2 separate regions of the Homo sapiens genome follow, and region 2 is linked to region 1. A link is an interaction called in ENCODE POLR2A ChIA-PET data of the cell type or tissue named here. Cell type or tissue: GM12878. All regions are shown on one strand. Links, peaks and the distances in the headings refer to the core of each region. The heading gives the core; the rest is flanking DNA.

The links. ChIA-PET counts read pairs that join two places held together with the same protein. Peaks named below come from ENCODE experiments on the same cell type or tissue, not always from the same donor. Only the 100,000 strongest peaks of a DNase experiment are listed, where the experiment ranks them.
Region 2: POLR2A ChIA-PET joins it to region 1 with 5 read pairs; 4 of 35 experiments call an interaction of 5 or more read pairs at or near these places.

The regions. Positions count from the first base shown.
Region 1 is chr9:6,748,411-6,752,806 of GRCh38, forward strand. It overlaps a transcript of KDM4C not described here and the pseudogene SNRPEP2. Among named protein-coding and RNA genes, the nearest start is that of KDM4C, 7.4 kb to the right of the region's middle. RefSeq lists enhancers at 2,096-2,185, 2,196-2,255. In GM12878, for the core only: no CTCF peak of the experiment used is centred there; a DNase peak (open chromatin) is centred at 2,501; H3K4me3 peaks cover 1,438 bases; H3K27ac peaks cover 2,320 bases.
Region 2 is chr9:6,617,206-6,621,601 of GRCh38, forward strand. It overlaps GLDC (glycine decarboxylase), which reads right to left. Exons shown (of 25, transcript NM_000170.3): 3 at 2,979-3,114. Among named protein-coding and RNA genes, the nearest start is that of GLDC, 26 kb to the right of the region's middle. In GM12878, for the core only: no CTCF peak of the experiment used is centred there; no DNase peak of the experiment used is centred there; H3K27ac peaks cover 608 bases.

The sequences.
Region 1 (4,396 bases), core at 74-4,073:
GCAGGAGAATCGCTTGAACCTGGGAGGTGGAGGTTGCGGGGAGCTGAGATTACGCCATTGCACTCCAGCCTGGGCAACAAGAGTGAAACTCCGTCTCAGAAAAAAAAAAAAAAAGATTTATTATTATTATTAGTATTATTAGTTTTAATACAAACAATCCCACAGCATTTATTGCCATCTTGTAAAAACATAAGTGTAATCAAAACAATATGAATAAATGTTCATATTGGACAAAGGACGTCTAAAAACAAACTGTATCCTTCTCAACAATTTCTCACTTCATTGATCATTTCTAGTTGGAGACACTTTGTAGCAGAGTAATATTATCTCCTTTTAGCATGATCCGACCCAGTTGTTTTCTTGACTTTGTTTTCGAATGAATCTCTTCTGCATCATCTAATACAAGGTTCATATACTCATCAAAACCAATGATACAGCCTTCTATCTGCATATTCACTTGCTCATAGAGCCACACCTGAATCTGCGATCTATTTTGTAAGTATCTGAAGATGAGGTTGATGGGCTGCACCATAACCTTCTGCACTTTCTGGCCCTGGCCACTGTATGCCATGGTGGAATTTCACAAAGAGCACACTTGCAAGCTTATTATTATTATTTTTATTTTTGAAATGGAGTTTTGCTCTTGTTGCCCAGGCTGGAGTGCAATGGCGCGATCTCGCCTTCCTGCAACCTCTGCCTCCTAGGTTCAAGTAATTCTCCTGCCTCAGCATCCCAAGTAGCTGGGATTACAGGCATGCACCACCACGCCCGGCTAATTTTGTATTTTTAGTAGAAATGGGGTTTCGCCATATTTGCCAGGCTGGTTTCGAACCCCCGACCTCAGGTGATTCACTCACCTCAGCCTCCCAAAGTGCTGGGATTGCAGGCGTGAGCTACCAAGCCTGGCCAGGAATCCTTAAAAAGGTGTCAGGATATCAATAGAAGTTTCATGAGCTAATAACTAATTTGAAGAGAACAGCCAACAAAATAGGACTACATGTATCTTTCTCATGATGGGGCTGGATAAAATCAGGTAACACTAATAAAGTCATCTAAGTGTGGGCAATATGGTGAGACCCCATCTCTACAAAAAATAAATTAAAAAAAATTAACCAGACATGGTGGTGCATGCCTGTGGTCCCAGCTACTTGGGAGGCTGTGACGGGAGGATTGCTTGAGCCCAGTAATTCAAGGCTGCAATGAGCTATGATTGCACCACTGCATTTCAGCCTGGACAACAGAGTGAGAGCCTGTCTCAAAAAAATAAAAAAATAAAATTAAAAAAAGGTAACCTGGCTGGGCGCAGTGGCTCATGCCTGTAATCCCAGCACTTTGGGAGGCTGAGGTGGGAGGATCACCTTAGGTCAGGAGTTCGAGGCCAGCCTGACCAACATGGTGAAACCCTGTCTGTACTGAAAATACAAAATTAGCCGGGTGTGGTGGTGCATGCCTGTAATCGCAGCTACTTGGGAGGCCGAGGCACAAGAATCACTTGAACCAGGGGGGCGGAGGTTGCAGTGAGCCAAGATTGTGCCATTGTACTCCAGCCTGGGCAACAACAGTGAAACTCCTTCTCAAAAAAAAAAAAAAAAAAAAAAAAAAAGAGTAACCTAAAGCCAGAGGAAAATGTACTTGCTGTGGTGTAGGCCAAGAAGAAAATGTAAGGCAATTTGTAGACAAGTTTAAGTTCATATTAAAATAATGAACAAGAATTTAGAAAATTTCTTAGAGGTAAGACAGCTCTTCATGGCCAGGCACGGTGGCTCATATCTGTAATCCCAGCACTTTGGGAGGCTGAGGTGGGCGGATCACGAAGTCAGGAGTTCGAGACCAGCCTGACCAATATGGTGGAACCCCATCTTTACTAAAAATACAAAAATTATCTGGGCATGGTGGCACGCACCTGTAGCCCCAGCTACTCAGGGGGCTACGGCAGGAGAATCGCTTGAACCTGGGAGGTGGAAGTTGCTGTGAGCCGAGATCGTGTCATTGCACTTCAGCCTGGGTGACAGATTGAGACTCTGTCTCAAAAAAAAAAAAAAAGCTCTTCACGAGGCAAAAGCACTTGAAGCGAAAGTGAAGCATAGCTTCTGTCTTATAGGAAGTTGAAATAGCCAAAACACCAAGTTCAGGAACAACTGAAAGCACATCATAGGTTTCCAAAAGGAGAGGAAAGAATCTCTTGATTATAAAAACGATGATGCTAAAGTTATGAATAATTCTCTTAAGTTTGACACTGAGGAGAAAAGTAATAGAAAAGAAATTGTATTATCTGGATTAGTCAATGAAGAGCCAGGGGCTCAACAAGGTCAGAAAGTGAAAGACAGAGAAGGCAGTTCTAGCTGCTATTACTGCATAATAAATAACCTCAAAACGTAGTGGTTTAGAGCAGCAGTGGTTTATCATTTTTTACTATTCTCTGGGTTAGCTGACAGTTAACTGCTGGTTTTGCCTGGGCTTGCTCTTGTGGCTGCATTCAGTAGGAGGTGGTTGGGCTGGAAGGTCAAGATGGCCTCACTTACCCATCTGGCAGCTGGTGCTGGCAGTCCACTGGGTGGGTACCTTGGTTATTTTTTCATGAAACCTCTCATTCTCTGGTAAGCTAGAAGAACTTCCTTACATGACAGTCTCAGGACCGTATCATAAGAGAGTGAAAGCAGAAGCTGCAATGTATCTAATGTCTAGCTTTGGAAGTCATATCACATCACTTCTGTCACATTCTGTTGATCAAAGCAAGTCAAAAGATCAGCCTAGGCCGGGCATGGTGTCTCACGCCTGTAATCCCAGCACTTTGGGAGGCTGAGGCTGGCGGATTGCTTGAGCTCATGAGTTAGAGACCACCTTGTGCAACATGGCAAAACCCCGTCTCTACAAAAAATACAAAAATTAGCCAGGCATGGTGGTGCACACCTGTAGTACCATCTACTAGGGAGGCTGAGGTGGGAGGATGGCTTGAGCCTGGGAGGTGGAGGTTGCAGTGAGCCAAGATTGCACCACTGCGCTCCAGCCTGGGTAACACACCCAGATCCTGTCTTAAAATTAATAATAATAATAATAATCAGCCTAGATTCAGCAGGTGGGGATATAGCTGATCTCTTGATGGAAGGAAGGGCAAAGTCACATTGCAAAGGATCATGGGAAGATCTTGTGGCTACATTTTACAATTTATCACAACAGGGAATGGATATGACAAGGACCCAAACTATATTAACATTAGTTCAAGAAGAGAGAAGCCACTTACAACTTTAGCTGAATGATGAGATCTCAATTATGCATAATCAGAACACTTAAGGAAGATGGAACAGGATAGTTGTTCACAATAGTCAGCTCAAGGCCCCTAGAAAATGTATTATAAAGCTGCAGGCTGAAAATTGAGCTCATTGATCAGACAGAATACCTTCTGGAAGAATTTGAGTAGAAAAGAAAAATCAGAGCAATTAGGTAGGGAGAAAGGGAAATATTAAAATCAGTGAATTTGATAAATTTGAGGTAAACTACAGAATGTGAAAATATCTTACAAGGCAACATTTTGTTCTGCAGAAGAAAGCCCATGACAATTAGGTTCTTGTTTGTGATACCAAAGGAGCTACTGCTGGAGAGATTAAGCAAGTCACATTCCTGAGTTAAAAATTAAGGAGGATGGCCGGGCGCGGTGGCTCACGCCTGTAATCCCAGCACTTTGGGAGGCCGAGACGGGCGGATCACGAGGTCAGGAGATCGAGACCATCCTGGCTAACACGGTGAAACCCCGTCTCTACTAAAAATACAAAAAATTAGCCGGGCATGGTGGCGCGCGCCTGTAGTCCCAGCTACACGGGAGGCTGAGGCAGGAGAATGGCGTGAACCCGGGAGGCGGAGCTTGCAGTGAGTCGAGATCGCGCCACTGCACTCCAGCCTGGGCGACAGAGCGAAACTCCGTCTCAAAAAAAAAAAAAAAAAAAAAAAAAAAAATTAAGGAGGAACAGGTAAAACAAAAAATTGGTAACGTTCTCAAAACCAGGGATTTTTTTTTTTTTTCCGGTGGAGTTTCGCTCTTGTTGCCCAAGCTGGAATGCAATGGCATGATCTCGGCTTACTGCAATCTCCGCCTCCTGGGTTCAAGCGATTCTCCTGCCTCAGCCTCCTGAGTAGCTGGGTTTACAGGCATGCACCACCATGCCTGGCTAATTTTGTATTTTTAGTAGAGACGGAGTTTCACCATGTTGGTTAGGCTGATCTCAAACTCCTGACCTCAGGAGATCCGTCCACCTCGCCTTCCCTGGAATTACAGACGTAAGCCACCGCGCTCAGCCTAAAACCAGGGATTGTTAAAGCAACTTCCAAAAAGTTATATTGTGGTCTCTTTCCAACTAATATATGAATTTTATTTATATATGCCAAGTGCTCTATTTCCTAT
Region 2 (4,396 bases), core at 76-4,075, 130 kb before region 1:
GGTGTAATATCACTCTCTGGTTCAGATCAGCTTTCAGAGAATAGAAAGAAATAGTATTTAAAATGCACCTGAAAAGTAAATGAAAAGTACAGGACAACATCATCTCCTTCTCAAAACACTGGCTGCTCCTACGGTAAATTAACATCCGCCCACAGCCAGAAAGCAATATGGTGAATATTCTTTATGGCCACCAAGAGCAAAGGCTGCTGGCCAGTATTCAGATGGCTGGAATGCTGCAGCCCGTTCATGTACTTTTGAGGCTTTTCTTAAGGGGGAAGAGAAACAGGCCATTTTCTTTTGAAATTAACCTTGGAATTTACCATTCAAATTTTTACCAATACCACAATGAAAAAGAAGCCTTCATCAATGCAAACGCATTCACAGACGCTACAGAGAAACTAGTTCTTTGATTTTCCTGTCCCCTTATTAATAAAGTGGAGCATATTGAAACTAAGAGTTATGTACAGGGACAGCAATACTGGAATGATTGTGCTGAGAGATCTGGCTCCTATAATGATATGATAAAAATAATTGCATCTACGACAAAGCACATGCACCCACCAGGATTACATTTGCAATGATGGAAAAGCAGACAAAGATGCAAAGTGTTTATCAAATTGTTAACACTCATTGATTGGGAGCATGTACTTGGGTATTTCAAAAGCTCCTGTTGGTACAACTTATGATTTCCCACTTAGTGAAGCCTGCATTCCCTTAAGTAAAGTTGGTTTTTACATATGTTAATCTAAAAGCCAATCTGTGCCCCTTGCTAGGAATACTTTGAATTGCAGAGGCAACCACTTACTCTGTCCTCATGTCATGATGATCCTGCTAGAAATTAAAGTTACCTCTTCCACAAACTAACTTTTAAAAAATCACCTAGGAATTATCACCATACTCCATCTATGTCTGATTTGTTTCCATGCTGGAAATGAAAAGTGGACACCTATATTTTCAAATAAGATGTCTTCCTTTTAAGACTAATTCATCATTTGAAATAAAATTTCAACTCAGTGTTTCTGGTGTATAAAATGGCACCAATCCAAAAAGATGGGAAAAAAGAGCCTAGGAGTCCCCACCTTTCCTCCTCCACAGTTAGACATTATATCCCAGTGAACAGCAGAGGCAGATGTCCTTAACTGCCCAGGCTGGAGTGCAATGCTGCGATCTTGGCTCACCACAACCTCCACCTCCCAGGTTCAAGCAATTCTCCTGCCTCAGCCTCCCAACTAGCTGCGATTACAGGCATGCACCACCACGCCCAGCTAATTTTGTATTTTTAGTAGAGACAGGGTTTTTCCATGTTGGTCAGGCTGGTCTCAAACTCCCAGTCTCAGATGATCCACCCGCCTCAACCTCCCAAAGTGCTGGGATTACAGGTGTGAGCCACCATGCCTGGCCTTTTTGGTTCTTTACATCATACAGCAAACAGCAATGGAAAACAACAAAATAGCATGGAAGTGGACTAGAAGTATTTTCTCAAATGCAGGAGAAATGCTTTCAGTGTTGTTCTATCAGTGAGGACCAGAGTGGGCAGGAGACACAGACATGGATGGACAGACACACACACACACCACACAATCAGTGAGGACCAGAGTGGACAGGAGACAGACACAGATGAACACACACACACACCCCTAGAAGTAGGAGTGACTTGGCTGGGCGCGGTGGCTCACGCCTGTAATCCCAGCCCTCTGGGAGGCCAAGGCGGGTGGATCATGAGGTCAGGAGTTCAAGACCAGCCTGGCCAAGATGGTGAAACCCCGTCTCTACTAAAAATGCAAAAAATTACCCAGGCACACTGGCAGGCACCTGTAATCCCAGCTACTCGGGAGGCTGAGGCAGGAGAATCACTTGAACTCGAAGGGCAGAGGTTGCAGTGAGCCAAGATCATCCCACTGCACTCCAGCCTGGGCAACAGAGTGAGACTCTGTCTCAGGCAAAAAAAAAAAAAAAAAAAAAAAAAAAAAAGAAGAAGTAGGAGTGACTTATCTAACTGTTGAGGTAAGACTGGAATAAGTAACTGAGCATGCATAGCTCAGGCCTCTCTCATATCTTTTCTAGAAGAGCCTGTCTACAGAATGCACATGTTCTCTTTCTCTAGAAAGTGCTAGCAATAAAGCTGATATTATGATCTCCAACACCATGTCTTTTTGTCAGTCAGTTGTGAATCAAAAATTTTGGGGGTGGGAGGGGAAGGGAACACAATTATCTGTCCCCCTTAAAAATCCTGACAGAAGGGCCAGGCGCAGTGGCTCATGCCTGTAATCCCAGCACTTTGGGAGGCTGAAGCGGGCGGATCACCTGAGGTCAGGAGTTCGAGACCAGCCTGGCCAACACGGTGAAACCCCATCTCTACTAAAAATACAAAAATTAGCCGGGGGTGGTTGTGGGTGCCTGTAATCCCAGCTACTTGGGAGGCTGAGGCAGAAGAATTGCTTCAACCTGGGAGGCAGAGGTTGCAGTGAGCCAAGATCACACCACTGCACTCCAGACTGGGATACACAGCAAGACTCCGTCTGGGCAGGGTGGTAGGCGGGGAATCCTGAGAGAAGACAGTGGACCAAGATTCTCTCCCAGACTCCACCAATGACTCAATGAGATAGCTCAGAAGTAGCCTATGTCCCAGGGTCTCCAAGGAGGAGTAAAGGCCTGAATCTGCCCACCTGCAGGTTTCACATCTTACTCAAATACAGCACAGAAATTAAGCTGCAGAAGAGGAAGAGATGACCAGATCCACAATTTAGCATCCTAGTAGATTTTATGGGACTGGAAGTGGGAAGAAACTTCTATTTCCTCAACATTTGAGCAAGAACATTTCTCGATCCAGAGAAACCCGGTAGGTTCCCGGACATTGGAGACAGCACTAGGAGGTGGGTGTCAGTGTGGAGGCTCTGAGACTGCAAGGGGACAGATGGAGGATGGAGAGAATTATGCAAATCACAGTCATCCTGTTCCTGAACTGAGAAATACATTACCATCCTGAGTTCTCCAGTAAGTTCCGCAAAATCGTCTGTGGCACTGAGCAGTTATAATAGCCCATGCCAATATACGATCTCCAGATCTGGTTTTTGCTTGAAATGGCATGCAGAGTTGCAAGGATTTCATTTTCACCTAATTGTGGGAAAAAGAGAAATGTTACAGACAGATGTCTCAGAAAAGAGCTCTAATTACAGTTTAAATCCCTCATTTTGTTTGAGTATTTATGACAGAATAACTATATGGAAAATGTAAGAGTCATCCATCCAACCAACACTAAGTACTGTATGCGACATCTCAAAAAAAAAAAAAGTCCCCAAACAACACTCAATTTCTCCTCAAGGTTGGCCCCCCCATCACTGTTTTGACTGTTCCTTATTCGGTTCTGTTTGCTAGAACTGCCCATTTTAACACTTGCCTCATTCCAGGCTTTTTCTGTTCCCTTTCTATTTCTGCTGTATATACGCTAAATAAAAATTCTGTCTTACTCCCAGTAAAATACTGTGTTTTACCTTCTAAACTGCCTCATACTCTCTGGAAGTAGGCACAGCTTCAGTCTAATTAACACATAATCTACATTTTCTCTAAAATTGTTCTACTCAGTTGCACATTCCTCCTTTGTGTCACTGAAAGGGCAACTTATAAAAAGGCCATCACTCAACAATAGAAAATATCAGTTGTAATCAAAGACCCTCATGCAGGGCTGTGAACAGTGGCTCACACCTGCAATCCCAGCACTTTGAGAGGCTGAGGTGGGCGGATCACCTGAGGTCAGGAGTTCAAGACAAGCCTGGGCAAGGCGGTGAAACCCCGTCTCTACCAAAAAAGGCAAAAAATTAGCCAGGCATGGTGGTTCACACCTGTGGTCCCAGATTCTTGGGAGGCTGAGGTGGAAGGATCACATGAGCCTGGGAGGCAGAGATTGTAGTGAGCTAAGATGGCGCCGCTGCACTCAAACCTGAGTGACAGAGTGAGACCCCCATCTCAAACAAAAACAAAAGCAAAAAAACACACCCTTATGCAGTTTCTACCAGCATTCTCATGAAGGCACTTTGGTTATTAAGAAGTATAAATGTACTTGGATGCAGGTGGGACCCTTTCTCGGGTCATTCATATAATCACAAAATAATAATAGCATTTGACATTTATTGAACATTATTCCACCAGGAATTGTACCATATGCTTTTCGCACAGCCTAGGGTACTGAGGATTGAAGACGGTCACTTGGCTGAGGTCACACGACTTTAAATTAAAGGATTACTAATCCAATCTCACACTTTAACTCACTGGACTAAGTTGAGAGCTGCTACATGGACAGCTCTTATACTGAAGGGTCCTTTTTTGTTTTTTTGAGAGGGAGTCTTGCTCTGTCACCCAGGCTGGAGTGCAGTGGCTCGATCTTGGCTCACTGCAACCT